Linked DNA regions of Homo sapiens: region 1 is linked to region 2. The links are chromatin loops, found by intact Hi-C in ENCODE. Cell type or tissue: Caco-2. All regions are shown on one strand. Links, peaks and the distances in the headings refer to the core of each region. The heading gives the core; the rest is flanking DNA. Region 1 holds the start of LOC105370228 (a long non-coding RNA gene). Region 2 overlaps DIAPH3 (diaphanous related formin 3).

Evidence for each region. Peaks named below come from ENCODE experiments on the same cell type or tissue, not always from the same donor. Only the 100,000 strongest peaks of a DNase experiment are listed, where the experiment ranks them.
Region 1: a loop joins it to region 2, with 5 times the contacts of the local background. A loop is called at or near these places in 1 of 110 quality-filtered maps.

Annotation. Positions count from the first base shown.
Region 1 is chr13:60,328,366-60,331,286 of GRCh38, forward strand. It overlaps LOC105370228 (a long non-coding RNA gene), which reads left to right and starts at 60. Exons shown (of 3, transcript XR_942002.3): 1 at 60-203. RefSeq lists a silencer at 1,334-1,403. In Caco-2, for the core only: CTCF peaks have their summits at 1,451 and 1,655; a DNase peak (open chromatin) is centred at 1,396.
Region 2 is chr13:59,973,489-59,976,409 of GRCh38, forward strand. It overlaps DIAPH3 (diaphanous related formin 3), which reads right to left. Exons shown (of 28, transcript NM_001042517.2): 15 at 864-968. Among named protein-coding and RNA genes, the nearest start is that of DIAPH3-AS1, 38 kb to the right of the region's middle. In Caco-2, for the core only: no CTCF peak of the experiment used is centred there; no DNase peak of the experiment used is centred there.

The sequences.
Region 1 (2,921 bases), core at 118-2,617, 350 kb after region 2:
CCCCTACCACCTGACAGAAGTTTTATATTTGGGGTATTGTATGATGGAAAAAAAAACCCAGAAAATGGGGTCTCTTACTGTGTAAAGAAGTGTAATGCTCCCAGAAGAAGAGAGTTCCACAGGGAGAGAACTGAGTAAGGAGACCTGACTTCCTCTGTGTGCAGGAAAGGCAGCTATGAAGGAAGACTGACCTCTTTGTGAAGGTAGGTATTTTGTTATCAAAAGGTGTCTTTCCTTTTGATAACAAAATAAAAAATTTATGTTAGCTAGAAACTTATCCTTTACTCTGCTAGTGCTCTACTAGAGCAATCTACATTTAGCTGTGTGTGATGTGCTTGTTTAAAGAGACCAAAGGAACATGGTGCCCTCAGGGAAGACGGCATCAGCTTCTTGAGTGGACCGTGGGTCACAGTTCCACGAGGTGATTAGCAGTGCTGTTTGGCAGTCTTAGAGGAGTATTCCAAAGAAATGTAAGACCAAACCTGGCAACCCTTATAGATTGGAGAATGCTTCCCTGAAAGGGGAAAAGAGGAAACTAGGAAACATTTGCATTTCATAATACACATGAATTGTTCGTAACATATAAGCATGATTTCATAGATAATCTTAAAAATAATCCAGTAATAATATGACACCGTGATAGCATTGTAAGTTAAAAAAAAAAAAATCACAAATCCGCTGGTAGCCTAACACCAACGAAACGTGGACAAATAACTTTTTGTTGAGAGTTACTCCTTTATCAGTAGCAACATTGTTGAGCTCTATTTGGAACCACAATGTATACATGAAGTAAAGTCTATTATTTGGAAATTTATAGATCAAATGAAAATAAGCCTACACTATAAGTTTAACCAAAGAATGCAAAATAAACTAGATTAATAATGATGAAGTGAACAGTCCTATATAATTAAAGAGTAAGACTAGTAGTGAAGAAAATTATGACTAACCCAACATAATACTGTTGATACACTGATGATAAAGGGTACTTTCAAAAAGCAGAAAGAATTTCAAGTATCTGCAATGTATAAATAGTGAGCAGTTTGCAAATTTGTTTAAAAGCCAGTAGAATGTTAATTTAGAGTCCCTAGTAAATTCCAAAATAAGTTTAATTTAATTTATGAATACCACATTGTAGTAATTCTTAGTAACTACTTACAAATTATTAACTCTCTTAGAAATGTTTTGGGCAGCATGTAATAGAAAACTCCAGCTGATATTGACCTAAGCCATAAGAATTCTTACTGTTTATGTAACAAAAGCCTGGAGGCATATGATTTGAGGATTAGATCAGCAGCTCCAGATTTTAGGGTACTTGCTTGATGTCTTTGTGATTATCTTGGACATCCCTGCAGCACCAGGCACCACATTCTCGGGCCTCAAAATTTAAAGACAAGAAGCAAGAGTGAGGCCAGAGTGGTGAGAGAGCTCCTCCCACAGGCCTGTTCCTGTTTATCAGGGAGAGAGAAACCTTTCCTAGAAGCCTGCCCATGAGACCTCTCAGGTCACGTTGGCCAGAACTGGGTCCATGGTCATGCAAGCTACAAGGGAGACCAGGAAAGTAAATATATGGGTTTTGTTTTGTTTTGTTGTTTTTTGTTTTGTTTTGTTTTTTTCCAGCTTCTAGAGAGGGAGAGATGAGCAAGGAAGAAGGAAGTTGGAAATGAGTGTTGGGCATCATTAATAAATGTTGGCCATGTTTTCTGTCTTAGTCTATTTGGGCTGCTATAACAAAATACCTTAGACTGGGTAATTTATAAACAATAAAAATGTATTGCTCACAGTTCTGGAGAATGAGAAGTTCAAGATCAAGGTGCCAGCTGATTTGGTGTCTCGTGAGTACCCATTCCTCAGAGGTGGTGCCTTCTATGTGTCCTCACATGGTAGAAGGGGGAAACGAGCTCTCTTAGGCCTCTTTTTTAAGGGCACTAATCCCACTCATGAGGGTGAATCCCTCTTGAAAAATCACCTCCTACAGGCTGCACATTTTAATTTTGTTGCATTGGGGATTAGGTTTCAACAAATGAATTCTCAGGGTATGGAAACATTTAGACCACAGGATTTTCCAAGTTTAGAAGCTCTTTCTCTGAATTTCTTACAACATGAAGCCAAGACTTCTTACATGGCAGGCCTTTCATGGGCCTATTCTCTAGCCTTCTCCCCACCTTCTCCCATAGACAACTGAGGTTCTGACCATTGTAAATGAATTGCAGTTCCTACACGTCAGCATCTGGACCTATACATTTACATCTTGGCTTTTCTATTCGCCCTTGAAAGAAACAGTCTGTGAAGTATGTTCCAGCCTTCTCTATAACCCCAGGAAAACTCCATTCTTTCCCCAGCATCCTGTATTCTTCTGTATCACTTGATCACATTGTTTTGTGTCTGTTTATTTGTGAGTCTTCCTCGCCAAACTCCAAAGGGGATTTTATTATGCTCACTTTGGGGCAGCACCTTGCACATTGCCAGGCATGGAATTATAGCTTCCTAAAGACTCCTTGAATGAAGGAATGGATGGATGAATATATAAATCTTTGGCCAGGCGCAGTGGCTCACGCCTGTAATCCCAGCACTTTGGGAGGCTGAGGCAGGCGGATCACTTGAGGTCAGGAGTTCAAGACCAGCCTGGCCAACATGGTGAAACCCCATCTCTACTAAAAATACAAAAATTAGCCGGGCCTGGTGGCACGTGCCTGTAATCCCAACCACTTGGGAGGCTGAGACAGGGGAATCGCTTGAACCTGGGAGTCTGAGGTTGCAGTGAGCCAAGATCGCACCACTGCACTCCAGCCTGGGCGACAGAGCAAGACTCCGTCTCAAAAAAAAAAAAAAAAATAGAAAGGAAAGGAGGGAGGGAAGGAAGGAAGGAAGATATAAATCTTTGGATTTAGTCCTTGCTGTCCTGTGTATGAATGTCCTGATAT
Region 2 (2,921 bases), core at 128-2,627:
TGAGAATAATTTTCTTGTAGATAGGAGATTTTAATTTTTTTCTAAAATTGAATACTAACAGATAGCTATCTCTTAAGGTATCTCCAGACAGCCTCAGCAACAAAACTATCCACTAAGCATTTAAAAGAAAACAAAATTGCCAGTAAGATAGGATATAGTATACCTGAGACTATTTCAACATAACTGTAAATTAAGATGAAAGGAAAATAGCAAAACTATACTTATTGCTCATCATCCTGTACGTAAATCTACATGAAGAAATTTAGCTATGAATATTCTACCTCCTTACTTACATCCACATAAAGCATGCAGATGACGTATTTCTTGCTATCTAAATGTTTTATGTGTAGAGGGTGCATGGGAGCTATCTGCTTCATAATCCAGATTTACTCTCTTTTTTGTCATGTTTTAAATCTGTTTACTTTGGAAATTGAAAAATTATCAGAAAATGTTCTCATTCAGCTAGAGGTTATCTTTTACTGCAAGGGACCCCTAGGCTGAAGGTTTTAAAAAATAAATAGCTTGAGCAATAATTTCTTGTAGTGGGATAAAGATCAGTGATGAATAACAAATCTGAGAGTAAAAGATTTTCTTACTCTTTATGCTGAATTACTTAGGAAACATGTGACATTAGGAACAAAACCCTAACAAAACATAAGAAAGCAGATTAATTAGTAAAAGCTTAGATATACATACATATAGAAAAAAATGACAAAAAAATAGCAAAACACAGTACAAATAATGCTATAAAAATATACAAGCAAAATTAAAGTTTAAACATTTTGATGCTATGAAGATATAACATAACCTTTGCTCCCTCACTGTGTTTTTAATACCCAAATTCACTCAGAGTGGAATTTTACCTGAGACTTAAAAGCTTGTAGCTCTGCTTGAAGCTCATTAATCTTTGCCTCTTTTTTCTGCAATTCAGCCTGAGTTTCTTGGTGGTCGGTAAACTCTTTTTCAAACTGAAACAAATTAAAAATAATAACAAAAACAGGAAGATGAAAATGAAAAGCACTATTCTTCTTATAGAAATGTGACTCGAATGATCTGCCGGTAGAACACAAATTCCTGAATTGGTTTTATGAAAGGAGTGATAGAGTTTTGAAAAGTCACTTACAGTCTTTCTCTAGGCCCCTCCAGGTCCCAACCAAAATCGTTCATTCACAAGGGGGCAGAAAAAAGCCATAGACAAGTCTGTGACCTTCTCTCTGCAGAGCAAACTGGCCACAGTTATCTGCAGCATTGGCATTTTTCTTCAAAGTCTCTAAATATTATTGTGACTTTGTGTAAAATAATAGAGAGCAAAGCATTGTACAAATTCCTTGCATCTTCCACCTGCAAAAACTTATTCTTGAAACTTATCTGAAGTATATCAACATGATTTAGAGGATTTCATTTTAATATTTTTTATTACTAAACAACTCCATTCTATTCAGTTTCTAACTTTTTTTCTTGTAACAACATAATATCTCCTGATATCTTTGGGAAAGTAATGATAAATTAATTTTTCAAAGTCCCTAGTGAAATACCTTCTGGAAAAAAAAGGAAACAATAAAATTTGGTGAATCCAGTGAATTTTCTATAATAATTTATATATCCACTCATCACCAGTTCTCATCTTGCATTCAAACACATTCAACTTTGCCATTATTATGACTAAAAACCTCCTTTTTGCTCACAAACACAAGCATTTGACTTTCTTAAGAAAAATGAAAAAAAAAATCAATCAAAAAAATGCAACTATCTCACAAATGTGGCCTCCACATTTTAAATACACTCAAACCTTAATTAGGAAAATAACAACAATGTAGAACTCCACCGTTTACAAAGGGATTTTATTTTTACTTAGTTTATAAAGGGAATCTTACTTTGTCCTTAATAACACTAAGAGGCAGTTGCTAGTCCCTCATAGCTAGTAAAAGATGTGAGATTAAAAAGCCAGATTCCCCGCCTTCAGAGTCTAAGTTCAAATGAAACTATGCCACCTCCCTGCAATTAACGTTTAGATAATGCTTTACGGTTTTACTTAACAGACTATTTTTTGGAGCAGTTTTAGGTTCACGGCAAAACTGAGCAGAAAATAGAGATTTTCCACATACCCCCAACCCTACACATGCATTCTCTCTCCCCATACTTTATAGCTTTTGAAGCATAAAAAGAAGCATTCTTAAATTTCATTACAAAAACTCTGTGAAATAAGAAATACTGCTTTAATTCCCATTTTACAGGGAAGGAAGGTAAATTTCAGACTACTGATTCTCTCAGTCTCAACCTGTGTTCCTTTATTAAAATAACAAAAACTAATAGGTAAAAACTGTCCAAATGTCCTTCAGTTGACGTAAGCCACAGCAACACTACCATTCCCCACAACTACTACGGCTCCTACAAACCCCTCTTACCGTTAAATAATTAAAAAGATTCTAAGCCTATATCTAATCAAATTACTAACTACAAAACAAGCCATGCATGAGTCTCAGAGGTCCGCCCACCTTCTCCTGTCACCCAGTGCTTCCCCCTAAGGACTTGCTAAATCAATTGCCTTCACACCTCCCTTGCATAGTTTACCTCTCTGTACTTTCATCCCTCATTTTACTCCTTATAACCCCTTACCATAATCCCTCTTTAGCTTAAAAGTCAACTTTTTCAAAGGGTATTCTTAAACCACACTCACTTTTCTGACCTGTTGAACTCTGTTCATTTCATTATCTATCACACTTAGCTATAATTCATTCTAAAAACGCTGACTTACCAAATTCCAATTCCAGAAGTCCAAATTCCCTGGACTGCTCTCAGCCTCATCTTAGGTGATCTCTCTAGGGCCATGCTATTTCAATATCATAGCCACTGACCACAAATGATTATGTAAATGTAAACTTAAATTATCAAAAATAAATAAAGTTTAAAAATTCAGTTCC